2 separate regions of the Homo sapiens genome follow, and region 1 is linked to region 2. The links are chromatin loops, found by intact Hi-C in ENCODE. Cell type or tissue: Calu3. All regions are shown on one strand. Each heading gives the region's core, and the rest is flanking DNA. Links, peaks and the distances in the headings are about the cores only. Region 1 holds the start of LOC105376988 (a long non-coding RNA gene). Region 2 overlaps ZNF385D (zinc finger protein 385D).

What was found. A loop is a pair of places that touch in the nucleus more often than their neighbours do. Peaks named below come from ENCODE experiments on the same cell type or tissue, not always from the same donor. Only the 100,000 strongest peaks of a DNase experiment are listed, where the experiment ranks them.
Region 1: a loop joins it to region 2, with 2.1 times the contacts of the local background. A loop is called at or near these places in 1 of 110 quality-filtered maps.

Annotation. Positions count from the first base shown.
Region 1 is chr3:21,163,785-21,180,245 of GRCh38, forward strand. It overlaps LOC105376988 (a long non-coding RNA gene), which reads left to right and starts at 5,294. Exons shown (of 4, transcript XR_940646.3): 1 at 5,294-5,718; 2 at 7,717-7,835. In Calu3, for the core only: a CTCF peak has its summit at 7,371; a DNase peak (open chromatin) is centred at 7,377.
Region 2 is chr3:21,464,750-21,481,210 of GRCh38, forward strand. All of the region lies in intron 4 of ZNF385D (zinc finger protein 385D), which reads right to left. Among named protein-coding and RNA genes, the nearest start is that of ZNF385D-AS1, 70 kb to the right of the region's middle. In Calu3, for the core only: no CTCF peak of the experiment used is centred there; no DNase peak of the experiment used is centred there.

The DNA of each region.
Region 1 (16,461 bases), core at 5,777-9,776, 300 kb before region 2:
ATTTTTGAAACAGTTAGTTGTGGTGCACAAAGCTACGACTTTACACAACAGTATATTTTACAAAGGCTGTAAAGTCATTGCAGGGATTAATAAATCCAAAACCTCAATATCAACTCCACATCTCAAAACCAGTTACCAGCATTGTATGTTTCAGGATAGTCTAGACTATCAGACTGTAACAAATTAACTCCAGAATTTCAGTGACAACACAACCATAGTGGATTTCTTACCCAAGCTATATTTCTAATGCAGGTGGGCAGGGGCCACTTCACATTGTGCCACAGGGACCCAGGCTGATGGAGGCTCTGCCAACTTGTAACTGCACCATCTGGAACATATGCCCTTCTGTGGCAGAGAGAGAGAAAAGCTGGAGCATTGCCACCAGCTCTTGAATGCTTTGCAGTAAGACTCGTTACCTCTGCTCTGAGCCTATTGGCCTCAGCCCTAGTCATCTGGTCCTACCTACCCGGAAAGAGGCTGAGAAATGTGGTGAAGCATACGATGAACACTAAGGGAGTGCTGGGAAGGATTTTACCCAAACCTTCATGTCCTGCTTTGCTACAACAAATTTAGTCAAGTTTAGGTTCCCCAACATGCTTTTATAGAACAAGAATCAGAAGAAAATATGGACACTTTCACAAGAGTGATGTAACAAAAATTATTGGAGATGGGTTAATTTACTAACCATTTTCATATGGCATTTAAAATGTAGTCTCCATTGAAGTCTACCAAAGTGCTCCTAGTTTTAAATTTTAAAAATTGTTTATCTAGATTAATACTTCTTAATCTTTGTTTCTCGTAATAATCCTTTTTAAGCATTTGTTTTCCTAAATGAACTTCTCATGAAATATTAATACCACAGATATACTAGATATCTATTGATGTACTGTATGTATATCTGAGCTTTATACATTCAAAAGAGTAAGATTCTTTTGTCTCCCACAAGAACCAATTTCATTCCCTTAGAGGTGATATCCCTCCATTCCTATCCCCCATGACTTTGAATGCATGACTTAAATTTAGCAGAATAAAAAAATAGAAACCTGACCTATAGTCTAGAATTTATGTAGCTGATTTCATGTACTTTGGATAGTCGTATTTTTACAGCAATTATTTTTTCTCATAAGTCGTTAGGAGTCATGTGCCTCAAACTTCATTTTTCATGTTCCTCCCCCATTACTGTGAAGGCAGTGTAACTTAGTGATTCAGAGCACAGGTTCTGAAGTCAAATAGCATATTTTCAAGTCCTATCACTCTTACTGAGGAAGATTTTTTATCTTAGACAAGTTATTTAGACCCTCTAGGTCTCAGTGTTATTTTTTTCTTTTTTAATATATAAATGAGACCTTACAGAACCAATGTTAGAGAATTGTTTGAGGACAGAGATGTCAATGTTTTTGTATATTGCCTAGAATGTAGTTTGTGGCAAATATTCTTATCATTGTTGATGCTTATGGTTATGTTAGCCTATTTCATAGTCTCCAAATCCCAGAATTTCTTAGTGGGAAGGCAAGAAACTGAAGCAAAAACTTTTCCGTTATGAGCTTTACTCCTGTGTCACCATAGGCCTTAATCCTAATTTTCCAGCAGTAGCATTGTCTTCCTGACTTCCAGATCCCAGGCCACCTAGGCCTGCCAGTATTAAGATTCTGAACAAGGGACCACAATAATCCCTTTGATTTGGAAAGGGCCTAAATCTGTGTGGAAGATCAAATGTGTGTGTGTGTGTGTGTGTGTGTGCGCGCGCGCGCGCGCGTGCACGTGCGTGTGTACATGATGTTTTATTTTACATACATGTTTTTATATGTGTGTTGATCTATATGTGTATACATACATAAAAACATTCATACATACACACACACACACACACACACACACACACATATATATGGACACAAATACCTTAAAAGTATTAAGCCTAAAGGTTTGGACACTGACACAGATTTTAATGAGACAGCCTCCCAGCAGAAGCAACCTGTGAGGGAGAAATGACTTATAGCCTCTGCTGTGATTTATCTAAATCCGTTGACAAGACCCATCTGTGGGGGAGAGTGGAAGGAACACTAACTGGGCTTGGAGTACAAAATTCTGAAGCCAAATTTTAGGAGCATAATTTAGTAGCCAGGTAAACTTGCTTAAATCACTTAATCTCATTGAGCTTTGGTTTGGAGATTATAATGACTATCTTTTTGAAGGATTCTGTTGGGCTCATGACAATACTGGTGTATTGATAAGGATAGTTGGTAGAAACTAAGGCTTTATGTGAATTTGAAAGAGGACTATTATATTTACTAAGTTTTACCCATATTTTAAACTGTGAATTTTTGTTACTACTGTGGGATGGGGGGGATAATTTTCTGATTTCTAATTTTTTTCCTATCTATAAATTTATCTCATTATGACCCTGTTCAATTAGACCTTGTTATTGAATTATAAAATAAATATTTACCCAAAAGGCTGATATTAATTTTAAAGCTGTCTGAGATTTCAAAAAAAAAAAACCCACTAAATCTGCCTTTCACCCCGCTAATAATCTTTCAAATATCTTCAAGGTTAGATGGCTTTGAATGGCCAGAAACCTACATCTGCACTTCCTTTTCCTTTCCTTCTTAGCTAATGGAGTAAAAAATCTGTTTAAAAAACAAACAGACCGAAACCTATCTCTGTACCTTAGATGCATTTCCAGTTGTCTCTGTAAGTCAGTCTACAGAAAGGGATATAAACTGAGGATTGTTAAAATCATCAGGGACATCTGCACGACTACTTTGGACAGACATTAAAGATCATAAAATGTCAGGAATTCATTTTCACGAGGTAGAATTAGAAATGTCCCAGGACAAGGGGCAAAAGTGGCACATGGTTAGCAATGCACCTGAGAAGTTTCTTTCTGTACCTTCTTGTACCATCCTCCTCACTTCAACATGCAGGTAAATGCGAGGACATGGATTAAAGAGACCTGAGAGATTATCATAATTTGGGATCTTAGAAAAATCTCTCAGAAATGGATATAACAAGAAATATTGGTCACTCCCATGAATGTGTGTCATCCTACCAGAAAAATAATAAGCCCCTAAGTTGTGCCAAATAGTCACCTTAAGGTTCAGGTGACAGGTCTCTGTTTAGTTGACAGAAGTACACTAGATTTCCTCTCCTCTACTACATAGCGCATTCTTTTCTGTATTAGCAGAGAAATTTGAGCTACTTTGCATGAATATTGAACAATGAAAGCAACTCGGCATATCACCGGTGTTTTTTTAAACATGCAATGTTTTTAAAATATGCAATGTCAAGCTTTACAAATTAGCATCTTATTTTATTTTATTGATGGCCTGTAAGCTGACTGTGGTACCTGCTCTTGCTCTGGCATCTCTTTCTCCTGCCAGTCTCTTACCTTTTCCATACCAGTCTATTTATTGGAGCAGAGACCAGGGCATGGGTTAATTATGATTCCCCATAGTGTTTATTTCACTCAGTAAGAACTCTGTGAAAGATCTAGAGTAGCAATGGTGCAGAGTGGCAGAAAATTGGTGCATTGGACATTGAGCACAGATGCATTTAATAATTTACACAGAATTAATAAGACACTGGGTTATTTTTAAGACTGACGATCAAGTGACTATTACAGACACACTCTACAAAATTGATACTTTGCTGGGAGACAAACCAAGTTTAGTAATGTAATTAAATAGAAATTAAATTGGGGAAAATGCATAATCATATTCTTATTAATATGTTAACTTTGTAAAGATTATTTGCTTATTGCAGGAATTGAGCAAGATAACTGAGGCAAGTTAATTAGTTTTCAAGTGAATTGCCACCATGTTAATTCATATTTTATAAGAATAGTAATTAAAATCCAACATGTTATAGCTACAGTATGGTATTTTATTATATCCTATACTAACATTTCAGTATAAGTCATTTTAGAACATCAGCTTAATGGATTAGTAAAAGTATAATAGTGTAACTGGGCATTTATTGTTAATAGAATCCAGATTATGAAGTGAATTTTTATTATTCTTAAAGTCATTCACAGCACAATTTTAATGATACAATACTTACATTCTATCTGGCACTCTTGTACGCGCTTTGTTCTGCAAGTGACTTTTTATAGTATATTTACATCCATTTATTTAACCTTATTTTATTTATATAAAATATAATTTCCATGGTCTCTGGATTTGAATATCAAGAAGCAGTGGGCAGGTTAATATGCCACAAGATGTATGGGCTGGGATTTCATTTGGTCAGATCACCATACCAGTTTGTCAAACATTTCTAAGTTTAAACAAGGGTAAGGATGTAATGGGCAATTCTGCTTCCTTCACAGAAGAATAATTATAAAAAGGATGATGAGATAAAGGCCTATTAAAATATGTAGAATCTAATCTTCCCATGAGCAGGTTAAATGCCCTCTTGGTCATCTGCCATTTAGAGAAGAGAAACCTTATTGCTCTGGTGACTTGGAGTCTAGCAAGTTTCCAGTAGTTGGTGTAGCCAGTGTTTTCATTGAAAAATGTGGCATAGAAGCTAGGGAAAAATAATATCAATAGGTTGTTAATCAGATCAGCTTGAGATAGCAACTGCCTTGCTGGGAAGCCTCTGAGGAAAGTTCCTATTCTGTTGGTTGAGAAGAACTTTCTCTCCTTTTTCCTCAGTGCTTGAGATTATTGAAGAAACGTTTAATTGGCCAAAGGAAGGATTTCAATCATGTTTCCAGTAACGTTGATTGTGAAGAATGTATTAACATTTCAACTTTCCAAGTGAAAAAACAGAAGTGCAGATACGTATTGTGCATTTTCTAGTTATTTCTAGAGTTTCCCAGGAAGGGATAATGACTGCATTTCCCTGATGATTGCTTCACATCAACCACTCTCCATTACTGCTCTTAACACAAATTACAACTACTTATTTGCATCTTACCTCTGTGGCTTTTAAGCTCTCAGGAATACTCTACCCAAGTATAATAAGAAGCCTGTGGCTGGGCATGGTGGTTCACATCTGTAATCCCAGCACTTTGGGAGGCTGAGACAAGCAGATTGCTTGAGCTCAGGAGTTTGAGACAAGCCTGGGCAACATGGCAAAACCCCTTCTCTACAAAAAATAAAAAAATATAGCAGGGTGTGGTGGTGCATACCTGTAGTCCCAGCTACTATGGAGGCTGAGGTGGGTGGATTGCTTGAGCCTGGGAGGTTGAGGCTACACTCAGCCATAATTGTGCTCCTGCACTCCAGCTTGAGTGATAAAGCAAGACCTTGTCTCAAAAAACAAACAAACAACAAAACAAAACAAAACAAAACAGAAAAAAACACTGTGATACATGTTGTGATTTAGTACCAACATTATCCTTCAGTAATAAAGGATTTAATCTCCCAGCTACTGGAGCCTCAGCTTTTAGCCCCTTTCAGGTACTGCCTTAGATACAGAGACCCGACTTACTCAAAGTCATGTCACCTTTCTGGGATAGCCCATAGCCAATGACTAATCAAAGGTCCAAAGGCCCAGCTGTCTAACCCTCAAGTTGGAAAACTTAGACGGTGTATCTCAGCTTCACAACTTCCTGCAGGATCTCATGAATACCACTGGGACTGTGTTGCAGGTCAGTTTCTCATTTTGCCCAATCCTGCCTTATTCTTTTTCCTTCCATAGGTTGTATCTCAAGAACAGTCCCTAGCAAACTTCCTGCACACTGAACTCCATCTCAGAGTCTACTTCCTGGTAAAAACCAATTGTCCTGATTCTAGATCTCTGATTTGCCATTATTTTATGGAGAATATAGAGTTAATTCTGCACTAATGTATTTTGTATCCCCATTTTGAATACACACTTCCTGAATGGCTTAAATAAATGAAAATAACAGTTGAATTTAGATGATAGGTTTAATAAAAGAGATTGAGTTTACAGGATTTAAGATGGCCCTTGTCTTAGAGAACATGAGATAAAATGAGGGAATTTTACTCATAATAGAGATAATTAGATTCAGATCTTGAATACATTAATTAGAAATCAAGGATATGAATTTAAGTGAATGTCTGAAAAAAAGGAAGGAACATTTTTCTCTATAATCTTCAGTGTTTGATAATTAAATAAAGGTCCCAGAGGAAAGTCTATTTTTTGCCTTTGAATCTTCAATTGTTGGATAACTACTGGAGCAAAGGCATTAAATTTTCTACAGGAAAAGAGTTTTGAGCAAGGAAAGAAATTTTTCTTGCAAATGCTCCTAGTGAAGAACACTTAAGCTCATTACCCAATATACATAATAAAGCCACTCACTGAACCTCCTGAGAGCCCCTTGGCTAAACACAATTATGGACAGTGAGCATGGAGCCAAGAGGAAAACAATTTTTTTTCATATTAATAACACTTTTGGAACCATTTCAGGAAGCGTTTCCAAATATTTAAAAGAACCTTAAATAGATTTCTATAGGGAGTTTTATTTCGACATTCAGGTACTTTCTAGATAGCTCTGTAACTATGAGCTCTCTATGAGCTCTTAGCTCTCCCCAGTGAATTTGCGTACCTAATTTAACACACTATCTTTGTTTCACAAACTGTAGCCATAAAATTTTCCTGCTTTCTTTGAGTTATTTCAGTCTGAGATTTAGGACATTTCTAAGTTTTAACTTGTCATGTCTTCCCGGTACCATTAAATCATAGCATTCTCTTAATTTTCCCCTAGATAATATTTACTGAGGCTTAGAATTTCAAAGTTAGCTAGGGCTGAATGTAAATGAGAAGTCTCTCTAACAACCTACATTAAGAAAATCATTGCCCTCCCTAATCATAGAGAAGTCTCTGACTGTGATGTGGGCTTATTTGCTATTTTACTTAAATAATGGTATTAGTTATGACTTCAAACCAAAATATTACTAAATATGACCTTTGAAATAGAGACGTTCTGTTGAACAACCCAGCATGTTTCCCTCCCCTCCCTTCCTTTGTTTTCTTCTACCTTTTGCTCTCTTCTTTCCACATATATTCTTTGAATCTATTGTCATCACTGATAGGTGTCAGTAATCCAAACTTTGTATATTCATTTATTCCACAAATATTTAATAAACATATATTATATACTCAGACATATGTTAGACATTTTAAATACATGTGTTAGTCAAATGAGCATTTCTTTGCTCTAAAGCTCAATAACATAAGTGATCCCTGATCTTAAGGAGGTCACTATGGAGTAGGAGACTCAGACATGCAACAGCTAAGTATCAAATATGTTATACATATTAGTTACTACACAAAAATGAGTTTGAGAACTTCCCAGTTTGAGAGCTGCCTTTGGGATTCAGAAAACTATCAATAACAGAGAAATGCAGGCAAGGAAATAGCTTTGTGGGCTTAACACTGAAATCCTGGAACTGCACCTTTAGGGGGTGCTAAACTGTATGGTCTGCAAAGAGGAAGCATTGAGCATTGAGGCTGGAATATTAGCAAAGGGGTAGATCAGGACCTTGCATTCCTTACTGAGAAATTTAGCCGTGGGAATTATATCAAAGAAAACAAATTGACCACCAAAGATTTGGGGTCCCACCAAAGATTTCTTCCCAGCCAGGGATTACATACTCCAGTTTCTAGCAAATCTAGATGATAACTGGTGTTCACTTATTGAATGCAAGCAGCTGAATTATGTGTCATTCCCAGATCAAGGTGGTAAAAAACAATTAGTCTTCTCCATTGCTTCTTATCTCCTGTTTGAATAATGACATCCAGGGCAACCTTGGAAGACATATGTAGATGTCAGAGTCTCCAGCAACCTGAGTTACTGAATTACTGGGCATCAGAACCTCCAGCCTGGAAACCAAGAACACCTACATTAGATGAACATACAAGTGAGAAATCAACTTTTATTCTGTGATACTATTGACTTTTTTAAAAAATTTTCTTTGTTACTGCAGCTAGTGGGCTTTCTTCTGATTAACATAGCAACTATTAAAGGACTTTTTTCATATGAATATGATGTAATCAGGTGTATATTTTTGAAAAATGCTGCTATTAGTGTGGGCAGGAAGATCATGTGATTGGGAGGCTTCAATAAACCACTAGAAGGACAGGATCTGTATCAGAACTTCTATAGCAGAAAGAGAAAGGATAGCTTTGGGTGCCATTTGGATACTCCATCCTTCAGTAACTGCTCCAAGCTTAATTAGGGATAAGTCTAGATAGCCCCCAGGTTTTGAAATATGAAAGGAAAATTTTTAAAAATTAATATGAAAGTATCCAATGAATAATGAAATTTATGGTAAACACATATTAGTTTTGGAGCACCTAAAATGTAATTATCAGTGATGACTGTATTCAGGACCATCATATTAAAACATTTGAAATGAAAGATTATCTTTTAATGGGAAATCTACATTCACTGTAAAAAAGAATACCTTTGGCTTAACTCTTCTTCATAGAAAACGATTTTGTGTGTGTGTGTGTGTGGAAGCTACCCACCTCATAAAGACAGGACTGCCATGATATATTTCAGGCAAGAGTGCCTAGAGACTTATAAATGCACGAAGAGTGGAGTTTGAAGAGAGAAATTCCCTCTGCCAGGGTGCAGAATGCCAGATAATGAATCCTTATGGAGGTAACATTACAAATTGGAATCTGGAAGGAGAAAAGAACTCAGGGAAATAAGAGCCGTTATAGAATGAATGACTGTGGTAATTAAGGTTATGGGTAAAGATGGGTTTAGCTATTGCAATGCAAATAAATCAGGAGTGTGTTTCAAGCAATGAAACAGTGTGCCTCTTGGAATTTGTCAAGTTCTTGCCTTTTTTGTTTCCATATAACCTAATGCTCTAGTCAGGAAATATCTTACAATTGTAAGATATATTGAAAAAAGGTAATTGCTAAAATATGAAAAAAAGCCTTATATATACACTTAGCTTCCTTGAACTAATTTTGGATTATAGCAACAAAAAGACGTCAATCATATTTCTCAATCAGTATTTAGCGTATCATTACCAACCTTGGCAGGGATAAATGACGTTTGTAGGTGATGTTAATGAAGATGACATTTTAAATTCAGATTGGCAAAACTCAAAGCTTCTATTTGTAAAATAATGCCCTAATATGACACTAGATCTCTGAGGCAATGTTTCAATCATTAAGCCAGAATATAGTTTGGTTAAATGTTTTATGTATAAATTGATTATAATTCTGTTTCTTAAAAATCACTTTTATATAATGAAGATTTCTGTTTACTTTTTGGATTTTATGTTGTTTATTAGTTGTCTGTTTTCTGTTTGCTTTGGGGGGGTTGTTTTGTCCTTTTAAAAATGTTAAGCTGATACACTATAATTGTATGTATTTATGGGGTATATGTGATATTATGATACATGTGTACAATATGTAATAATCAAATTAGGTCAGTTACATCCATCACCTGAAACATTTATCATTTCTTTGTGTTGGGAACATACAAAACCCTCTCTTCTAGATACTTTGAAATATACAATAAATTATTGTAAACTGTGGTTACCTGCCTGTGCTGTAGAACACTGTTACTTATTATTCCTATCTAACTGTAATTTTGTACCCAATATCCATACTTCCTCCTTCCCTTCCCAACATCTGGTAACTACTATTCTAATCTCTACTTCTATGAGATCTACTTTTATAGTTCCCACATATGGGTGAGAATGTGTGATATTTGTCTTTCTGTGCCTGGCTTATATTACATGACATAATGTCCTCCAGGCTAATCCATGGTGCTGCAAAAGGCAGGATTTTATTATTTTTACGGCTGAATAATATTCCATTGTTTATATATACTACATTTTCTTAATCCATTCTTCTGACAACGGACACTTAGGTTCACTCTATTTCATAGATATTGTGAATACTATTGTGATAAACATGGCAATGCAGATAACTCTTTGATATACTGATTTCTTTTCCTTTGGATATGTACCCAGTAGTGAGATTGCTGGATCATATAGTAGTTCTATGTTTAGTTTTTTGAGAAAACTTCATACTGTTTTCCATAATGGCTGTACTAATTTACATTCCCATTAATAGCATATAAGTGTTCTGCTTTTTCACACTCTCACCAGCATTTTTGTCCTTTTGATAATAATTATTTTAACTGGTGAGATAATATCTCATTGTGGTTTTGATTTACATTTCTTTAATGATTAGTGATGTTGAGCATTTTTTCATATACTTGGCCATTTGTATGTCTTATTTTGAGAAATGTCTATTCAGATCATGTGCCTATTTTTATATGAGATTATTTGTTGTTTTGCTGTTGAGTTGCTTGAGTTCTTTATATATACTGGATGTTTATCCTTGTCAGATGGATAGCTTGCAAATATTTTCTCCCATTCTTTCAGTTGATTCTTCACTCTTTTGATTGTTTCCTTTGCTGTGCAGAAGTTTTTTAGTTTGATGTAATCCCATTTGTCTATTTTAGCTTTTCTTGTCTGTTTCTGAGTTCCTACCCAAAAATCCTTTGCCCAGACTAATGTCCTGAAACATTTTCCATATGACTTTTTTCTAATAGTTTTATTGTTTTTGGTTTTATATTTAAGTCTTTAATAAATTTTGCTTTGATTTTTGTTATCATGAAAGATAGGGGTCTCATTCAATTTTTCTGCATACGGATATCCAGTTTTTCCATTAACATTTATTGGAAGGACTGTTCTTTCCCAAATGTGTGATCTTGGCACATTTAGTGAAAATCAGTTGGCAGTAAATATGTGGATTTACTTCTGGGTTCTCTATTCTGTTTTCATGCCAATATGGTACTGTTTTTTTTTTTTTTACTACAGCTTTGTAATATATTTTGAAGCCAGATAATGTGACGCCTTCAGCTTTGTTCTCTTTGCTCAGAATTGCTTTGATTATTTGAAGTCTGCTGTGGTTTCATGCACATTTTAACTATCTTTTGTTTCTGTGAATAACGTCATTCCTGGGATTAAATTTTACTTAATCACAGTGACTAATCTTTTGGATGTACTGTTGGATTCAGTATGCTAGTATTTTGTTGAACATTTTTGCATCTTTTTTATTAGAAATATTGACCCGTAGTTTTTTTTCATTGTTTTTGTTTTTTCTTGTGTCCTTGTCTGGCTTTTGTATCAGAATAATGCTGGCCTCATAGAATGCATTTGGAAGAATTACTTTTCCTTCAATTTTTTGGAACAGTTTGAGAAGAATTAGTGTTAATTCTTTAAAAGCTTGGCAGAATTCAGTTACAAAGGCATCTGTTCCTAGGTTTTTCTTTTGGGGAGTTTTTAAAATTACCGATTTAATCTTATTTCTTGTTATTTGTCTGTTTAGGTTTTCTATCTCTTCATGGTTCACTCTTGGTAGGTTGTGTGTGTCCAGGATTTTATCAGTTTCTTCTGTGTTTTCCCATTTGTTGGTGTAAGGTTGCTCTAATGATCCTTTGTATTTCTGTAGCATCAGTTTTAAAGTTTCCTTTTTTCTCTCTGATTTTATTTATTTGGCTCTTCTATTTTTCTTAGTTACTCTAGCTAAAGGTTTCTGGATTTTGTTTGTTTGTTTGTTTGTTTGTTTTTAAAAAAAACCTTTTTATTTCATTGATATTTTGCATTTATGTCTCAATTTTATTTATTTCTGATCTTTGTCTTTCCTTCTATGACTTTTTGTTTTTTCTTCCTTTTCTAGTTCCTTGGGGTGCCATGTTCAGTTGTTCATTTGAAATCATTTTACCTTTTTGATTTAGGCATTTATTGCTATAAACTTCCTCCTTAGTACTGTTCTTAGTACTTCCTTTAGATTTTGGTATGTTATGTTTCCATTTTCATTTGCTTCAATTTTTAAAAAATTTCCTTCTTAATTTCTTCATTGACACATTGGTCATTCAGAAGCATGTTGCTTAATTTCCATATATTTTTATAGTTTCTAAAGCTTATTTTATTGACTTCTAGTTTTATTCTACTGTGATCTGGAAAGATGCTTGATATGTTTCCAATTTTTAAAATTTGTTGAGACTTTCTTGTGACCTATCATGTGACATTTTGTCTTCTATCCTGAAGAATGTTCTACATGCTTATAAAAATAATGTGTATTTTGCATCTATCAGATAAAATGTCGTGTACATGTTGCTTAGGTCCATTCAGTCTAGATTATAGTTTAACTCCAATGTTTCTTTGTTGATTTTCTGTCTGGTTGATCTGTCCATTGCTGAAAGTGGGATGTTGAAGTTCACAACTATGATTGCATTGCAGTCTATCTCTCCTTTTAGATATACTAATATTTGCTATACATATTTGGTTATTCTAGAATTGGGTGCATATATATTTACAATTATATAGTCTTGCTGAATTGACTCCTTAATTATTTTATAATCACCTGCTTTCTCTCTTTTTATAGTTTTTGACTTAAAGTCTATTTTATCTGATGTAAGTATGGCCACTCTTACTCTCTTTTGGATTTGATTTGCATGGAATATCTTTTGCTATCTCTTCATTTTCAGTCTGTTTTTCTTACATGTTAGATGAGTCTCCTGTGAGCAGCTTAGAGATGGCTCTTAGCTTTTTATTCATTCAGCCACTCTTTTAATTGGATAACTTAATTCATTTTTATTCAAGGTTTTTATTGATGGGAATTGGCTTACTTCTGCCACTTTAAAAATTTTTTACTGGTTGTTTTGTAGATCTGTCCTGCTTTCTTCTTCTCTTGCTTTCTTCCTTTGTGGTTTGATGTCTTTCTATAGGGGTGTGTTTTGGTTCTTTTTCTTTTTACTCTTTTGTGTATATTACAAGGTTATGCTTTGTGGTTACATTGAGGCTTACATAAAACATCTTATACCTATAATATGTTATAAAGGTATTAAAAGCTTAATTTTGATTGCATACATAAACTACCCACTTTTGCCCACTTTTCCGAAGTTTTATGTTTGTAATGTCATATTTTACATCTTTTAATAATATGAATCTCTTAGGAGATTATTGTACCATTATTTTAATAGTTTTACCCTTCGACCTTTGTACTAGAGATATAATTGTTTGACTACTGCTCTTACAGTATTAGTGTTTAGGATTTGATGATGTATCAATTTTTACCAATGAGTTTGGTATTTTCATATGATTTTATGTAATTAATTAGTGCTTTCTTCCTACAGCCTGAAGAACTTACTTTAACGTTTTTATAATGTAGGTCTACTGGTGATAATCTCTCTCAACTTTTGTTCTTCTAAACATAAGTCCCTTCAGTTTTGAAAGACAGAATTGCTGGGTATACTATTCTTGGTTGGAAGTTTCCTTTTTTCAGGATTTTGAATATATTAACCCACATTCTTCTGGTTTACAAGGTTTCTTCTGAGAAGTCTACTGATAATCTTACAGGGGGTTTCCCTCTACATGATGATTCGCTTTTCCCTTGATTCTTTCAACACTCTTTGTCTTTAATTTTTCACAATTTGACGAAGATATGTCATGGTAAGAATCTCTCTCTTTTTTTTTTTTTTGGATACTGAGTCTCGCTCTGTGGCCCAGGCTGGAGTGCTGTGATGCAATCTCAGTTCACTGCAACCTCAGCCTCCCCGGCTCAAGCGATTCTCCTGCCTCAGCCTCCCCAGTGGAGGTGGCTCTTGCCACCATACCTGGCTAATTTTTTAATTTTTAGTACAGACAAGGTTTCACCATGTTGGACAGGCTGGTCTAGAACTTCTGACCTCAAGTGATCCAACCGCCTCAGCCTCCCAAAGTGTTGAGATTATACACATGAGCCACCACTCCTGGCCAAGGATCTCTTTTAGTTCATTTTATTTAGTGTCCCATGGGCTTGTTGAATTGTGCATTGTAATTCTTTCCTCTGAGTTGGAAAGTTGTCTACAATCACTTCTTTGAATTTGTTTTCTGTCCCTTTTCCTATTTCTGGCATGCCAATTATTCATAAATTGTTCTGCTTGATAGTGTCCCATAAGTCTCATAAGCCATTTTCACTCCTTTTTATACTTTTTTTAAACTCCTCAAATTCGATGATTTCCAGTGGTCTGTCCTCACATTTAATGATCCTTTTTTTCTGCTTGATCTAGCCTGTTGTTGAACTCCTCTATTAAATTGTTCAGTTTGTTTATAGCATTATTGAGATGTATGATTTCTATTTGGTATTTAAAAATATTTATTATCTCCCATTTGAGATCTCAACTTGTTCTTGCAATGCTGTCTTGACCTCTGTAAGCATCTTTATGACAATTATTTTGAATTCCTTTTGAGTAAATCACAAAACTCTGTTTTCCAGGTCAGTTTCAGAGAGTTATCTTTTTCTTTTTGAAATACATTCCCTTTTTTTATTTTACTCACTTCTTTGTGTTGGTTTCTATATATTAGATAAGAAAACAATTTATCTCAATCTTGTTAAACTAGCATTATTTAGAAGAAGGTTTTTTACCAATCTTTCCTTCCAGAGATTTTAAGGTGCCTCTTTAATCTTTTTTCTTTTTCATTTCTTTCTTTTTTTTTTTTTGGCCTGGACTGTTATCTTTGTTTTTGGTGCCTACCTGGGGCTTAGAATATGTCCCATCTTGTTCATACCCTAAAATGATATAAGAGGAGTCACATATTTTAGATGTACCTGGAAAGATTGGGAATGTTGGATGTGAGTTCCAGTAACTTCTATTTTCATAGTGAGGATGAATGAGGGCATTTTTTCCCTACTTTATCTGGACTAAGCCAGGGAAGAGGACCTGTGGCTAATGCTTGTATTCATATTCAGGCTACACCTTCTGATTCTGAAAGGATAGATGCTGGAAGTGAGCTTGTTATATGTTCTTCTGTTTGTTTTCTGTGGTCTTGGGTCACTCAGGATTGCAATATTCCCTTGAAGTCTAGAAATACTTCATTAAGGAGACAGTTCCTTAGGTGAAACTATGGAAGTTGTGGTGCTTATTGCATGGCCAAACTCCTTTCAGAAAGACTGGATATGCCTGGATTTATCTCTTGGGTGAGCTGGGGAAGGTAGGTTTTATGAAGTGTCAAGCTCTGGCTCTGGCTACTGTAGTTAGATTGGTTATTTGTTTGATTGTATTCCCTGTTAGCTCCTTGATGCAAGTTCGTTAGAGCGCAGGCCATCAATTAGCCACTGAGAATGTGTGTCATGAGCCACTTCCAGAAAGAACGTGAGAGCTTCATGTTCCTACCCCCTTTTCTGCATACTTCAAGAGGGTATAGGCCCTGGAAGTGTTTGGATGTCCATTTAAGACCACCTCTTTGTTCTGGGATCAAGGGAGATTCACATATGCCTAGGCCAGAGCTACTAGGTTTAGAATGGAGTGTTTTAGGAGGCAGCTTTAACAACTGGGGCTTCTCATGTGTGTTCTGGATCTCTTCTAGGGAGAAACAGGGAGTTATTTGTTGTTGCTGTTTTTTAGGCCTCTTCTTTGCCCTAATCCTAGGGGATGTAATACCTTAAAGAGCCTACATGCTTGTACAAAAGCCATGGCCACATGGTCACTGCTTTTTTTTTTAACCTGTGGTTTAGAGAGACACATGTATATGCCAGCCCTTTCTGCTCCCAGAGTTAGGAGATGTCCATTTAAGACCACCTCTTTTTTCTGGGATCAAGGGAGATTCACATATGCCTAGTCCCTCTGTGCCCAGAGCAACTAGGTTTAGAATGGAAGTCGTTTAGGAGGCAACTTTAACAACTGGGCCTTCAGAGTGTGTTCTGGATCTCTTCTAGGGAGAAGCAGGGAGTTGTTTATTTGTTGTTGTTTTTAGGCCTCTTCTTTGCACCAATCCTAGGGGATGTAGTACCTTAAAGAGCACACACACTTGTACAAAGCGATGGTAACTGCTTTTTTTTTTTTTTTTCACCTGTGGTTTAGAGAGACACAGGAGTATGCCAGTCCTTTCTGCTCCCAGAGCTAGGAGATTTATGATTCAGTCAGTTAGGTAGATGTTAATAGAGTTGGGGTGTTTGGTGTGGTTGTAAACTTTTCTTTGGCTGGCCCCAGGTTAATAGTTGACTACCTCTTTTAACTACCTGATACAAGTTGGTTAGAAGTCAGGCTACCTGCAGCCACTGCAGGGGTATTTCACAAACCCCTTCTGGGGGAAACAAAGGGTTGTGTCTTTTATACATCCCTTCTCTGCACTACTCCATGGTGAATAAAGTCCCTGGAAGTCCTTGCATGTCCTTAAAAATAACACCACTTCGTTTCCTACAGTCTTGAGAGACATGAATGTGTCTACTCCCCTCTGCTCACACAGTTGGTGAGTTAAAAGTCAAACCATGGAGAAACTTGGGCTTTAGGCCCTATGTATGAGACCCAGACTCCCTTCACCACAGAGGGAAACTAGGTGTTGGAGAGTTATTTCCCAATTTTATGGTGCAGTGCCCAAGGTGGGGTCCACACAAGTGTGCCTTGGCTTCTCCTACCTACTCAATGTGCATGTTTGCTCAGTGGATCGATGGGTAGGATTCCTTCAGTTGCTCTCTGATTTTCTCTCAGAGGGTGTTGATTTATGGATAGATGTTTATTTGGTGTAT
Region 2 (16,461 bases), core at 8,402-12,401:
ACACACACACTTATGCAACTCATGAACACCATCCCTGCAATAATTTCTGGATAAGAGAAAAACAATCCCAGAAGATGCGTAGCCTATTAAATATTTGTAGAAATATAACTCATTTGAAAATGAGATATTACCCTTGCTTACCACACATTACACGGCCTACTCTCTGCCTTCTCAGTGGGGGTGCAGACAGAGGAATCCAAGCAAGTTTATGAGACCATCATGTGACCCCACTGCCGGCCAAGGACTCTGCTACAAAATAAGAAGCTATAAATTTCTTTCTCATTAAATACTTTGTCATTTTTACAGAAAGATTTCATATCCAGGTACTTTACATCTTGTTTTCAACAGATTTCCAAAGCTGTCTCTGTCTATATGGAGCATTTTTGTTAAATATTTCTTTGCACGTAAGTTTTCACTGTGCCCTTGAACACAGTGAAAATTTACATATTTTCACTTTTATTTTCACATAGGGAACTACACTTATCTCCAGAGTCTTCCCAATTTCTTTTGCTAAAAGACTATTTGTATTTATCCAGTTAGGTGTCTAATGCAAAACACACTAATTTTTAAAGGTTGTTCTCATCACTGAATATTTTGGTCTAACAAAGCCATATATAATCCCAATTAATTTGAAATACTTTCTCTTTTCAAGATCAGTTGGAAGAGAAAGTTTCTTCTGCTCTTCCCAAGAGGGCCACAGCCTCTCATCACCTGGCCAGAGTAGGTAACATGAGACAAACCATTTTAAAGTCTAGGAAAATCCCTAAAAGAATGAATCAGTCAGGAGCGATACATGTTGATTATCACAGGGCATAAGCCTGAATTTTCAAATACATCCTTCCAGAATGTATTCGAGTTATGCATATTTCCTGGCACTCTTGTCTCACATCTGTGTAAGTCTCCGTGTATCTTATTTTCTTTCCTGGCTCTGCTTCTTCCTTTCCTGTGAAAATTCACCTGTGTGAATTTACAACATTTCTATAATTTGTTTCTTTATCACCCATTTTATGTTTGTAATTAATCATGCAGTAGACGTAAGCCAGGTGCTAGGTGTTAGGATTTGGCAAATAGTCAGATGCCCTTCCTGCAGGCTGACCCACTCTCAGGCTACACAACACTCATTCTCCATCACACCTCAGGATACAGGAGCTGCCGTGAGCACAAATAGAGATGCTCTTCTGCTGCATAAATGTGCTAGGCATCTCCACTAGGGTTTGCAAAAATCTTAGAAAAGTGGGTCTCCATCTTCATTTCTAATAGCAGAGTGGTCTACGACCCTACCACCTGGAATGCACCCGATTTTGTCTAATACTGAATTGTACTAGTATTTCTCACCTGGATAACTGCAATAGCCCTGCAAATAATGTCTTCACATCTTCCATTATACCACCCCATGCATCCTAATAGGCAAATGCATGATCAATCTTTACCTTATAATATGTTCATTTTCTCAACATTTTGTAGAACAAAATCTGATGACCTTAATATGGTTTATAAGGTCCTTAAGGGTTTGGTTCCTGCTTAATGTTCTAGACTCATCTTTCACTTTGCCTACTCCTTCATACATCCACTTTGCTCTAGTCATATTGAAGTTTATTCTTTTCCTTGAAAAGAATAACAAACTTCAAATGTTATGTTACTTTGCCTTTAGCATGGTTCATTCTTCCTCCTCATTTGGCTAATGTGTACTTACCTCTTACCTAAGAAAGTTCTTTTTCTATGAAGCCTTCAAGGATACCCTACAATGGGCTAGAAACCCCTCCTGCATACTATTACTAAAGCATATATCCCTCTGACCACACAACATCATGACATTCAACACCTGTATCTCAATTTCCTGCCTACTGGTTGCATTCCTCACTAGCCTGAAAGAAATGGTAATGTAGTCATCTTGTTCTTATTTATGTCTAGTGAGTCCTGCTCATGGCATTCATAAGTCACACAAAAAATTTGTTAAAAAAAATGAAAAGCTAGTTTTATTTCCTCTGATGCCATGATCTCACCCCACTACACGCTCTTCTCCTCCCTGCCTGAGGTATCCATGAGCTATTGGCTTTGATAGGTAACTAAAGAAAAATTCAGAGGACTGTGAACTTAGGAGAGTATCTATTACTGCCCCACCATTTGATAAATGAGAATATACTGGCCCAAAACAATGAGATAACCAGCCCAAGGACTTTGAGCTGGAGAGAAGAAAGTTCTGGACCTGAACCCAAATTTTCTAAATCCTTAGTCTATGCTCCTGCCACTATACCAAGCTTCTTACCAATGATCAGGATTTCTCAACTCCCTGAACTCGGTTCTTGTGCTGAATACTGATGGAGTAGGTAGTTTATTTCATTAATGCCCCCCATCAATGTGCTTATGGAATAACATGTCAAAGTAAAATTAAGAAGGAAACTTAAGTCAGTAATATCTTCTGTCAAAACCTGAACACATTAATTACATTTACTTTCCTATTGCTTGAACCTGACTTACTTTCCTATTCCATAAACTTTTTCAAAATGTAAAAACCAAGACCATTTTGTTTTTGTTGTTGCTGACATTGTAGTTATTAGGAGTTTAGAAAATATTTTAGATACGGGGCTTCTTTGCCAAAACATTATTCTGATTCTAAGTGCCCGTAAGTTGGAAGACAAAGTAAGACTGTTTCTCTAAGACATTATTACTGATGCATGCAGATTTTATAGTTTTTGGGGGGAACAAAATTATTTACAAAAAATAGTTTAAGGCATTTTTGTAAATCTTAAACATCTCTAATTTAGTCTAACCTGCGAATAGCAGAAAGGGGGCAAGCTGGCAAACATGCTGACTTGAATTCACTTCCACTACTAGAGCTTTGTCCTGGCCTTAGATGCCTGGTGTCAATGGCATCTTTTTGTGGTATTTCCCTGGTAACTCAATATCCTGATTCTGTCCCATCAAACCCATGCTTCCCCTCAGTGACCATGTGCGGTTCATTTGGGTGCCATATCTTTCAGGACCCAGAAATTCTATTCCTAACACCATGCGTTCTAGTTAAAAGCACCTTCAAAATGCTGGTTCTGGTATTTGCATGTGGTATGAATGTGAACAAGGTAATACTTCTAAATTACAGTTTCTGCATTATATGGAATGAGGGTATTGACCACAATAAGAAACCATGTAACACACACTAGGGAGGCTAAAATATAAAAGAATGATAGTTCCATTTGTTGGCAAAAATAGGTACAAATAAGACTTGTCTACGGGAATGCAAAATGGTAAAATATCTTTGAAAAAAAGATTGGCAGTGTTTTATGAAGTGAAATATACTCCTAAACTAGAACATAGTAATTCCATTTCTAGGTATTTACCAAAAAATAAAAAATGTGTCCATAAAAGTAGTATATGGAGCCAGGTGTGGTGGCTCATGCCTGTAATCCCAACACTCTGGGAGGCTGAGGCGGGCGGATCACAAGGTCAGAAGTTTGAGATGAGCCTGGCCAACATGGTGAAACCCATCTCTACTAAAAATACAAAAATTAGCCAACTGTGGTGGCGGGCACCTGTAGTCCCAGCTACTCGGGAGGCTGAGGCAGGAGAATCACTTGAACCTGGGAGGCAGAGGTTGCACTGAGCCAAGATCATACCACTGCACTCCAGCCTGGGCAACAGAGCAAGACACTGTCTCAAAAAAAAAAAAAAAAAAAAAAAGTATATGCAGACATTCAGAGTATAATTATACATAAAAGCACCTCTGGAAAGCAACCCAAATATGCATCACCATGTAAATGGGTAAATTGTGGTATATTCATAAAAGGGAATACTACTCAGCAATAAAAAGAAAAATGAACAGACACATAAACAACATGTATGAACCTCAAAACCCTATGTTGAGCAAGAGATACTGGTCACAAAAGAATACGTAGTATGGGCAGGGGGCGGTGGCTCACGCCTGTAATCCCAGCACTTTGGGAGTCCGAGGCAGGCGGATCACGAGGTCAGGAGATTGAGACCATCCTGGCCAACATGGTGAAACTCCGTTTCTACTTAAATACAAAAAATTAGCCGGGCGTAGTGGTGCGCCCATAGTCTGTAGTCCCAGCTACTCGGGAGACTGAGGCAGGGTAATCGCTTGAACTTGGGAGACAGAGATTGCAGTGAACCGAGATCGTGCCACTGCACTCCAGTCTGGCAACAGAGTAAGACTCTGTCTAAAAAAAAAAGAATACATAGTATGATTCCATTTATATTACATTCTAGAAAAGGAAAAACAAAGGTACTGTGACAAAGCAGATTAGTGATTGCCTCTGTGTGGGGATGGATTGACTGGACTGTGCATGAGTAAAATTTCTAGGGTGATGGAAAGTTTCTATATCTTGACTAAGGTGATGGTTACACTGGTGAGCAGATTTGTCTACTCATTGAACTATTCATTTGAAATCTGCATTTTATGTATGTAAATTATGCCTCAACAAAACAGTAAAGCAATTAAAACTTCCTCACTCATAATGATTCGCATGCTGTAAATGGAACATGAGAGGAGGCCACAGACTTTTGTGCCAGGAAGTTGAAAAATAATCATGGTCACATTGTGATTTCACCAAGGTAAATGTCACTCTGAGTCCTCTCACAACCTGCAGTAAGTGTGAGTTTGCCTCCAGCTGACCTCATACGTCACGAAACATGTTTTTAGTACATGCTGCTTTTTCTTTGGGAGCAAAATATAAGCACATGGTACTAGCCCTTCCTTTTAAAAAGCTTATTCAAATGGAATATGAGAAGTTTAGGGAGTGCGAAAACAAGTGTATTTTTTTCAACTATATTAATAAATATACATTGAACATATATCAGACAAAAGAATACATTTAGGTTTATACTCTGGGAAAAGTTTTTAGTTTGTTTTTATTATAAGTTGTTCCACTGATACTCAAGTTCTTTTTTTAATAACTATCTCAACTGATGGAAACTCAATTACTTAAAAAATGTTTCAGGTTTTATTTTCCTTATTGTAGTGAAACAAATAATTGGGCATGGGAATGACCACTTACAGTTAAAGAAATAATTATTAAAATGGAACTAACAGTATTTAAACAGCTAAACAAAAAAGGCTTAAAGGAAAAAAAAGCCAATAATTGTTTTGTGGTCTAGACATTTAACAGTGGAGATCCAAAGCAATCCTTCATTTCTTGCAAAGTATTCCACAAAGCAGGTGCTTTAAGAAAAAAAAAATTAATGGGTAAAAGGACTAAGGATATATCTACTAATGGAACGTGTTGATTTGAAAGCCAGATAAAATGGAAGTCGTAGCAACTAAGTATAGCTACTTTTCTCTAAGCACTTTGCTTACTGTGTATCATATTAGGCACTTACAGTACTTTTTCCCCGTGGAAAAGTACAACTTCATTGAATAATTATGGTAAGAGAACCCATTATGTACCTTTTTATATTTTGTCACTTTGCCTAGTGCAGTGCCTCACAGACCAATTCTTCAATAAATATGTACTGAAAGAGTTAAAGAATTGAGAGCACATTATGAACAACCTTTTCGTTTAAAATGGAGTGGATCCTAAGCAGTTTTCTAGGTAGCTTCAGGAAAGCAGGTAGCTGTCCTGCTTTAGAATTCTCAGCCCAAATTCACTAGCATTGTTCTAAAATGTGATGGGGTGGGTGTATTCTGCCTACATTGTCCCCAGATTTCTATAAAACTGTCAGAGTAAAAAATGAGAAAACATTATATAAACTTACAAATAAACCTTTCTAAAACTTTAAAGTATAGTTTCATAGAAGTACTATCAAAAGACATTACTCAAAATAAACTGATGACATGAAAATATATAAAGAAAAGGCCAAATCAAGTGAGATGTGTGCTTAAAATGGTTTCAAACTTTAATTTTTCTGGGAAAGCAAAAACAAATGGTTTTCCCAGCGTTTAGTCAGGGTATACTCTTTATTCTCTTATCACAGATCCTAATTGAGCCAGATCCACAGGAAAACTTCCTTCAGGCAGACGTGTCCTCTAGGTTTGACTACGGAGGCAAAATATACATATATTTTGAGTTTTGACAAAGTCAAAAATCCTGTCTTTTTGTAGTGTAATTGGTTTTGAATGATCATTCCCAGCTTTCAGCCACAATGGGCCCAGTATACCTTTATAAACCTGGAACACACTTTGGGAAGGTTTGCTACTGCATTTCAACAAAATGGTGCCATTAGAGTCTGATAGTAGACTAAAGTAGTGGGGCTCCAAATTCATATTCTATTTTCAATACTTAAAGGGAATATAGACTAATATTGATCCCTTATTGTCCATTGATAAAATCATTGAATTTTAGAGTTAGATGATGGGTCTCATGTTCTAAGTCTCTCAATTTACATATGAAAAGAAAGCACAAATGGTTTGCCCAAGATCAGACACATATGTCATAGCCGGCGTTATGCCCAAATTATCTTGAGTTCTGAGTTAGGGTTCCTTTCACTGAACCATATTCCCTTCCTTCCAGGATTCATTTCACTGAACCATATTTCCCTCCCTCCCTCCCTTTCTCTCTCTCTCTCTCTCTTTCTCTCTCTCTCTCTCTCTCTCACACACACACACACACACACACACACACACACACACACACCTTGGTGATGGCTGTTTTTTACTACTACTTGGTAGGATCTATCCATACAAGGACATTATTTTCATGGACAAAGTTCAAAGCCATAGTCTGCCAATATTGCAGAGGTTCCATTAATACATAATCCCTAAAGCACCTCTGATATTCTCACTAAAGAGCCCAAAACAAATAAGCAACTCATTTCTCTTCAACAAAATGTCAGCCTACATTATTTATGGTGGAAACAGTTCTGTTAATTAATCCATTATACAAAATCTTTAGTGATCAAAAATTCCCAGAGGATGGAACACAGAGAAACACTTCTCACCCCTCGAGTTAAACATCAAAATATTTTTTGTTACAGTCAGTTTTGTCTTATTTGAAATAGCTTGAAGTATGATGGGAAACATTTCCCTTAAGACTTTTTAGTTTTGATACATTTGGGAAAAATTATTTCTTTTTGAGTAGATTTACAGGGTCTTTCTGAATATCTTTGAGCATTAAAATCTCAGAGAGACAAAGAAAATCAATTATTATTTGCTGGTTATGTTTATCTTCATTGGAAGAAAACATAATAATTACTTCTTCCCATTTTATTACATACATAAGTTCAGAAAACAAAATGCTATGTTTGCTAGATTACTTTGCCTAATTTAGGGAGAAAATTTGTGTTTATGTGAGGATTAATTAGAACTATTGTTGTCTTGAAATACATTCAACACAGTGTGACCTGAATATTTAAATTTTATTTTATGTTACGCTCGTCAATAAATTCTCAAACTCAACTTTTTCCAAAAGCTTTTAAAATGATCATTTCTTACATTTATCATGAAATCATCTTGCCAAAAGTCAGAAGATGACAAAGGAAGAAACATTTAGTTACATTTTAACATCTGTTGACTTAAGGAACCACGCTAGGCCCTTTAGAGTTATACAAAATAAATTTAGAAGCATAACAAGAAATCTCTACTCTTGAAGAGGTTGAAACTAAGAGAAAAAGCCAGACAAGAAGTGCGCCTAATGGCCATGCTAAAGGACATAGAGGAGGACTATAAAATAAGAGCAAAAAAAGTTAGTAGGGTATCCCTAAATAAAGGTGGTCAACTCCAATTTAGGAAATCTGATCATCAGCCGTAAATGGCTACACTATGCAGCCAATCACTTATCCCTGAGCCCATTGTCCATGTGTTACCTCTTACCTCCAATCCATCAAAAAGTCCTCTTGTTTCTATATTGTTAAATTAAAATAAATTTGACCTAAAGCTGCTTCCACCTGCAGCAAACTGCAATCTAACTTAATATGCGAACAAACTGCATCTTAAATTATGGGTATAGCCTTGTAACAAAGAGCTGAGTCTCAGCCAATTACAGCAGCTAAGCTTCAGCCAATCACAGGCTGCCAACTGATCAGACAATGTTCATATAAGGAGATGCCTCATCATAGCCTGTCTAAATAAGGCAAATGACAAGCTGTAACCAATCGAGTTGTTTCTGTATGCAACTTCTTTGTTTTATTTGCATCGCCTGCCCACATTGCTGGGTAGAGTTATCTGAGCCTCTCATGGTTCTGAGTGCTACCTGATTTGTAAATGTTCTTTGCTCAGATAAATTTTGCTAAACTTAATTTGTCTAGAGTTTTTTTTCAGAATACCAAAAATCTATTTTAAATCTACTCACCACTTCTATTCCCACACTGTTCCAAGTCACCATCACCTCTTGCCTAAACTGACGTAATCACCTTCAATCACCTTGATTTCACTCCTAACTTCTAATCTACTCCCTACATTAAAACCATACTAAACATTTGAAAAAGCTAACTCCTACTTAATCCCCTCTGATGGCTTCCTATTGTTTTAAAAGTGCAACTGCTTGTCACAGTTTGCAAAACTCTAGTATGATTTGGCTCCTGTCTGCTTGAAGGTCATGGTCTCCTTTTCTGTGGAGGATGTGGTGGTCTGGCTCAGCACCCATGCCAAAGGTTGGAGAGCTAAAAACTCTGTTTCCCAAATTAACTCCCACATAGGTCACATAGGTCCTGGCTGTGTTTATTTTCTTCCAATTAGATTACGTGAGATTGAAGGAACAAATTTCTGCCTCTTTTATTTATCTCCTTTTCTGGCAAATAGTATCAAGGAAGGATCTGGTTTGTCTGGGGAAATGTTTTATGTGTGGTTGTTTTCTAGTTGTAGGGTGTCTCCCTGATACTGCAAGTGGCCCCTTGTTGAACCAATGCTATAGCTTGCTTCTCAAGGTTGTTTCCTCCTTGAGTTTTTCTACTGAACCTGTAATCAGTTTTAACCTGTCTACTAAAACAAAGATGGATTCTAAACCCTGTTGTTCAAACCTGAGTGACATATTTATCTTCAGTTTCTCTAATATGCTAATTTTTTCTTGTCTCAAGCTCTTTGCATATACTTTCTCCCTTGAATGGGCTGAACGTCTTTGGAATCCTTCTTATATCTCTGTTCTTGACATAAATGTTAGCTGACCAGAGATTCAGAGACACTTTTCCTGGTTAATCAATCTAATTTAGACGCTCACCCATTTTCTTCTATTAAACCATCTGCCTTTTAATAGTAGTTAACATAAACTATAATTTATAAGCCTAATGATATATCATAAGATAGCAGATATTTTATATCATATATGCCTTGTTATATATATATAAATATGTGTAAGCTAGATATGTGTATATATGTGTGTGTGTATATATATGTATCTTATATATTATAAGTTCATCCATTAAGTTGTGAGGCACTTACTGAGCACTGTATACCTAGTACCTTCGAGAACACGTGGAACAAATTTTTTTTTAATGGATTGATGTTGCTTTGAGGCATTGTCTAACTTTTCAACCAGCCCATTTTTCTTCTTTATTGCTTTCCATTGGCCATGGCTTACGTAGGGAAACCTAAAGGAATGTCTCTATCCACAGTGGCAGGAGAAGTTTCCCCAGACTACAGGATTGAGGTAAACTATACAACTATACACCTTGTGAGGACTGTGAGGATAGCAAACCATGAAGACTATGTGTCTATACTGTTGCATTTCTCTAGCACCTAACAAGATCTCTGGACAATGAGTAGGTGCCCCAGAAACAAATGTGTGCTAAATAATCTGATCTCATTCTATCCTTTCAGGTAACATGAGAGTAACACGAGGTTCTGGGAGGCCAAATCACTCTCCAAGGTCAAACACATTGTTTGGAGGTGACTGTAGGTCCAAGATCATCAGATACACACAAATGAGCCTTTATCCTACACCATCTGCTTATAGTACAAACTGCCATATCTCTGAAATTTCTCCCATTTTACTTTGGAGGTTAGAAATATTTTTAATGTGTTGTAAATCCTGATAAAGAAAACTGAATAATAATTTTGGATACTTAAATATGTATCAAATATTTTCTAGTCAAAATCCTCTCACAAGTCTTGCTGTCCTCAAAACCCAAAATCATTTTGTACTGTTTGAAACTCAGCTTGGCTTTGCTAATCAAATTATACATAAGTGATAAATTCCTCATATTAATGATTACATTCCTCATGACATGTTTTTTTGAATAGCTTTATATTTTAATTAGGACTAAGACATATCTGGTGTAATTGATAAGAAATCCTTTCTCTAGCTGTTTGTACAGAAAATACAAAATTAAGAATATAATTTTTTTTGTTTTAATTTGCAGTTAAACCCCTGACATGTTATATATTTTTTCATATAGTTTATAGAGTGAAAAAATGCTACTGAGATGGTTAGGAATCTAAAGGAAAATTTCACAAGAAATTTAGGTTAGGGAAATAATTGTTTTGTTTTATCCCATCTACCATTACTAGTTTTTGAATTTTTGAATTATTTATGTTATACAGTGTATTAGGGTGTCATAAAAGTAATTGTGGTTTTTGCCATTAAAAGTAAGGGTAAAACCCACAATTACCTTTGCACCAACCTAATAATTATACTGGGAATTTCACATTAAAATCTATATGTATTCTATAACTATTTGTCTGAAGGTATCTGTTTCAAATCTGGAGCAGTGAACCTTCTGTCTGTGATGTTTAAGTAAATAATTTCATGTATGAAATAAAAATACATCTGTATTCTCAAATATCTAATGGCCCTTTTATTTGATTTTTGTTTTGAGAAATTTTGGGATTCGATATACATTTTAAAATTTTTCAAAGTTACTAAAACAAAAGGTTTATCTTTTCTTAAAATCCAAAGTTATTATTTAGACTGACTTCTCTAATATTAAAAAGAGCCAAGAGGAAAGATCCTCCGGATTCCAATTTTCTAAAATTGTGTGAAATTTCAAGACATCTTAATTTTTTAATATGAGCCAAAGAGCTCCATTCTGCTCAAAGTTAAAGGCACACATGTTTAAAATGTCAGGCCCATTAACTCTTTCAGTCTCCCAAGAAAATAACTGATGCATACCTACACTCATGCAAAGCAAGTGTAAGGCAGGGAAGATTATATTTTATAGACACTTAAATTTTGAGTTTAAAGTAGATTCCACTGGCATATGAAGGAAAATCTTTTTTTTTTCTATTGGTATTTATGGTTTGATATAAAATTATTTCCAGTGCATTATTATGTAGGGAAAGACCTCATCCTTTAGATATAGCTTTTGTGTATCTCTATGTATTTTGCATGCCCAGTAAATCATCAGCAGACACATAAGAATATTGCTTTCTCAGAAGTTGCTGGTCATATGGATTAGGAGATAGAGCACAGTTAAATATTCTTGATTATTTGAACACAGCTCTGTAAACATTGCTCATCTCTGAACTGCAGTATTAGACTTTTAAACAATTGAAACTTGTTTAGGCAGAAAAGCTGCAAGCTATGATAATGCATATGACAGCTTCACTCAACTGAAATATAGGATTTCAACACAGAATTAAATCCACTTTATTGGTGATCTCAGTCTGGATTTAAGCATTGTCATCATGAGGGAAGGCCACTCCTTATTTAATTGTTCATTCAGCCCCTAAAACAGATCTGACAAAGTAATCATAAAGGGGATAATTCTAAAAGATTATCCTTTGAAGCAATTATCCTTGAAAGGGATAATTGCCAACTCTATTATTTACCTAATAATTCTAAAAATTAGACCTGATCCAACCCTCACATACAAATTAGAATTTTTTTGATGATGTTGAGCTCAATTATCTCCCTCTCATAGTAGGAAATGCTACATATATTGGTTTGAATTATGTCATGAAGACACTTATGCTCAGGGTGGGGTATGTGTGTGTGTGTGCATGCGTGTGATAGAATTATACTCTCCATTACTTTGCATTTGTAATATATAAAATATATTTGTTGTGAGGTAAGAGTGGCTCTTCTTTTGAGATTACATTTTTAAAATTTAAAAACTTAGATCAGAATTAAAATAGAACCTTTCTCTTCTATTGAAGAAGATATTTCCTTACCCAAATGTAATTTTTATCTCCTTTCATTATTTCACTTTGGCCAGAACCTAATTCTCCACCAAACACTAGTTCCAGGAAGCTCTCCTTCTTTCCCATCTGTGGAAGAGATTCTGAGGTGAATATACTCCTGCATGCAGAGAGTCTCATCGGTATCCATACCCCTCTCTGTGTTTTCATCACTGGAGGAGTCCGTGAGAATGTTCTGAACCATTCTATGTCACCAATTACCCCACCCATTTTTATAACCACCACAAGGTTCTTCTAAGACCTTCCTTCCAGCCTACAATATTTAAGTCACTTCTTCCTTTCTTGTGCCTAATACACTAAATCCAAGAGACTACGCCACTCCAGTGGACCCCTTCCTTTCCTGTCCTATTAACATTCCCAGTTAATGGAAGGTTGAGGAGGGTGGATCACTTGAGTTCAGGAGTTCAAAACCAGCCTGGGTGAGAGCCTGGTTGAGGTTTCTATAGCAAGACCATGTCTAAACTAAAACAAAACAAAACTAAACAAAACAAACAAAACAAACAAAAACTAGCCAGACATTGTGGCATGCATCTGTTGTCCCAGTTACTTGGGAGGCAGAGGCAGAAGAATCACTTGAGCCAGGAGATGGAAGCTGCCTTGAGCTGTGATTGTGCCACTGTACTTCAGCCTGGGTGACAGAGCAAGATCCTGTCTCAAAAATAATAGTAATAAACATCAAAAACATACTGGACTTTTGGTAGAATTTGCATCATATTTAAATGAATAATTTAGCAAAGATCTCCCTAACATACTGTTTTGTTCAAGTCACTGCTGATTCTTAAATACCCTACTAACTGTTAGATTTGTCTCCCTGATGTCAAGCTCTGCATTCTTAATCTACTATGTCTACCCACACTTGCTGGTGGACCTCCATCCTCCCTATCTAACCCTGACATTCTAATTCCCCTATCAACCAATGTAATGTTCATTCCTGCTCCACTGTTTTTGTTCATGGCTTCTTCTAGCAGTGTTGCCTTTTCTCTGATGTCCCAAAAATCTGTGCCAAAGCAAACATTTTCTTTAAATGATTTCACATCCCTCATGGATGCTCACTCCTAGAAACTAAAACCAATAAACATATATGGATAGCCACCAATTTTCTGCCCTATTTGTTATCACCTACATTTCTAATAAAAAGAACAAATGTCTCAATGATAGTGAATTTCTCTACTATTACAACAAAGTGGGAAGGGGCATGCTTCCAGAGACAATCAGAATCTTCAGGAATGTGCATTAAAATGTCCTTGGCTTACTTCTTACTTCCTCATCCCTAATGAGAATTTTGTTCAGGAAGGAGTATTTATAGCCTCTGTGAAAGTAGTGCAAAAATTCAATCAATGCAATATCCATGAAAGAAAAGAGTATGACTATAGTATTCATAACTTCAGCCTAAATACCAAAGCAAAACCTAGCACATAATAGGCATGCCAAAATGTGTATTATATAAACAAATATTTGTCCTGTGGTTGATAGCATCATTGTTCAAAATATTCAAATATTTTGAATATTTGAATATTTTGCACTTTCTCTGCAGTGTTCTTCCCTACCAGAGGAGTGCATATATGCCTGTGTGCAACTGACATTAGGCCTCACCATGCAATTGACTTTGGTAAAAAGGATAAAAGAGTTGAAGTAACATAGATAATGTATGCCCTAACATTATGTTCATTTTCTTTGAACTTTAAAACAAGCAATGCCCAGATACACCTGTTCCATTAGAGTATATCCAGAAATGAAGTCATATTGAGCAGAGCCACAGTGAAGAACAAACCTTTGTTACTGTAAGCCACTGAGATTGGGAGTCATCTATTACTATAACTTTGGATACTTAAATATGTATCAAATATTTTCTAGTCAAAATCCTCACGCTTAGGCGTAACTTAGCCTAAGCTGTCCTCTGATACAGAAAGAATCAGATACTTGAAGTAGGATTATTTTTTCCTAGTACTGGCTATTTCTTTTGAAAGAAAGAAAGGGCAATCTCTTTTATTCAAGTTTATGACTATCTTCCATAAAAAACACCATCCCCAGTAACACAGAAAATAGACTTAAAGGACAGAAAGAAAGATAACTTATTTTTTCTATTTACCTACATTCAAATTTAGCAGCAGGAAAATTTGGAGGAGAAGGGAATCACAGGAGGTTTTAAAATGTTTAGGTCATATAAGTCTTTCAAAATGTACATAATGAACTTGTATTATGCATGATTAAAATAGTAATCATAAAGAAATATATAACATGATAAAGTGAAAACCATATATTTCTTGTAAATATTGGGTATATATATATAAATTACTGTGACTACATTATTTCAGATAAAAACATAAAGTATAAAGTTAATATTTTTATACTTGAAAGTATAAAAGTCTAGAAGTATTGTTTTTTTTTTTCTACTGAAAGCTTTAGAGGAGTCTAGAGCTCTAAGTTAATTTGGTTCAATATTCAGGCAGGAAATGCATATCTTTCCGTGTAATTTCATCCAGGATACACTTGAGAAATTTATCTTTACTTATGTAACTTTTGTGGAAATTTTTCTTCTCAGAACTGATCCATAATTTAGCATGTGTAATTAACACATGTTATGATGTGTTAATGATCTCTTATTTACAGAGCATCTAGCTTCAATGAACAAAAAGTACTCTATTAATTTATTCTCTAAACTTATGCATCTGTAAGTATCTCTGGACTTACAAATTAACTCTACTAAAGAGTAGATTTCTTTAAAAGATTTATTTAAGGCCAAGAATAAAAAATTAAGACATGCAAATATTTCTTTGTATGGCAAAGGTATTTAAGGATTTTGATTTAGAATTAGAGTATAAGAAAAGCACTTCCAATCTCCTATCAGTGTTCAGCAGGCTGCTGATGGCTACCTAGAGCCTTACATTTTTATTAACATCATAAGAAGAACTTAATTTGTAATGAAAGGCTACTTTGCAATTATCGCTAATTCTACATTTACCTGCCTCTATAATTTGCTTCACTTATGGCTGTCTCTTACATTAATATTCATTACAAAAGCCACTTTCTAATATTACTTGATTTGACAGAAATGCATTAGCTATGACAAATGCTTCATAATGTACTCAGACAGTATTAATGCAAGCAGAACCTGTGGTAATTATTGCTATTTAAATATACAGATTATTCCTTTTGGTCTGCTTTTTAAAAATGGAAATAAAATCTACAGCCATCAGAGATTAGAACTATCTGCTTTTTAAATACACTTTACATTAGTATCATTTCCCCATATTAAAACAGTCATATACAGAGATGGTGGCATATAATAAACACGGTGGGCCCATATATTTATACAGAGAATGTAAGAATTTTTTTTTTTTTTTTTTTGGAGACAGAGTCTTGTTCTGTCACCCAGGCTGGAGTGCAATGGCACGACCTCGGCTCACTGCAACCTCTGCCTCTGGGGTTCAAGCAATTCTCCTGCCTCAGCCTCCCAAGTAGCTTGGATTACAGGCACCCACCACCACACCCAGCTAATTTTTGTATTTTTAGTAGATACAGGGTTTCACCATGTTGATCAGGCTGATCTCGAACTCCTGACCTCAGGTTATCCATTCGCTTCAGCCTCCCAAAGTGCTAGGATTACGGGTGTGAGCCACCGTGCCCAGCCTGAAAATTTTTAAAAAGATAAACTTCTCACTTGTGTGGGAAAAAGGAACCCCAGGAGGATGAGTTGCTTGATTTGGCAGTAAGGGTAAGGCCTCCTGTCACTCAATATCAAATCACCCTCCAGAAGTTCCTTTCCTTACTGTTCCCCTGTCCCCATCACATACAGCCCGGTCACCCAGCTCCTTCCAATGAAGAAAGATCGGAAGATAAAGAGTGATCTTTTTACTGTAATGATCACTAAAATGCGTAACACATATGGCCTGATTCATTAGTACGTTATTTGATTGACATTCGATATTCACTTGTTCTATTTTGTAAGCTCAGTCCATGAATATGCTCATCTTCCAATAATCTATTTTAATTCAGAGAATATAGATCATTTCAAAGTAGCAAGTAATTTAAATCTGTCCTATAATTCAAATACATTTAGATATGTATTCGGATATGGTGTTCAAAACAATTTTAACCAAATAACAGCATCAGTAACTGTCATTTCATTTGTTACATAAATCATTGAATTTTACTTTAAGAAAGTACATTTCAAATTTACTTATCACATATGATAATCTTTAAACATTTATTTTATTTTCAAGATTTTCTACATATGTGAGTTGATTAACTGAAGCTTACTCCATCCTAGGCAGAGTGAGAGGTGGTGAGAAACAAAAAGCTGTCTAAGACACTGGCTGAGCAATCGCTGATAGTGACTGAGATCACCTACAAGCAACATGATTAAGATTTCTACTATCATAACAATGGGGATCTAGACAGAATTTTAATATATCTCACAGGGCATTTGATCAGAGTCA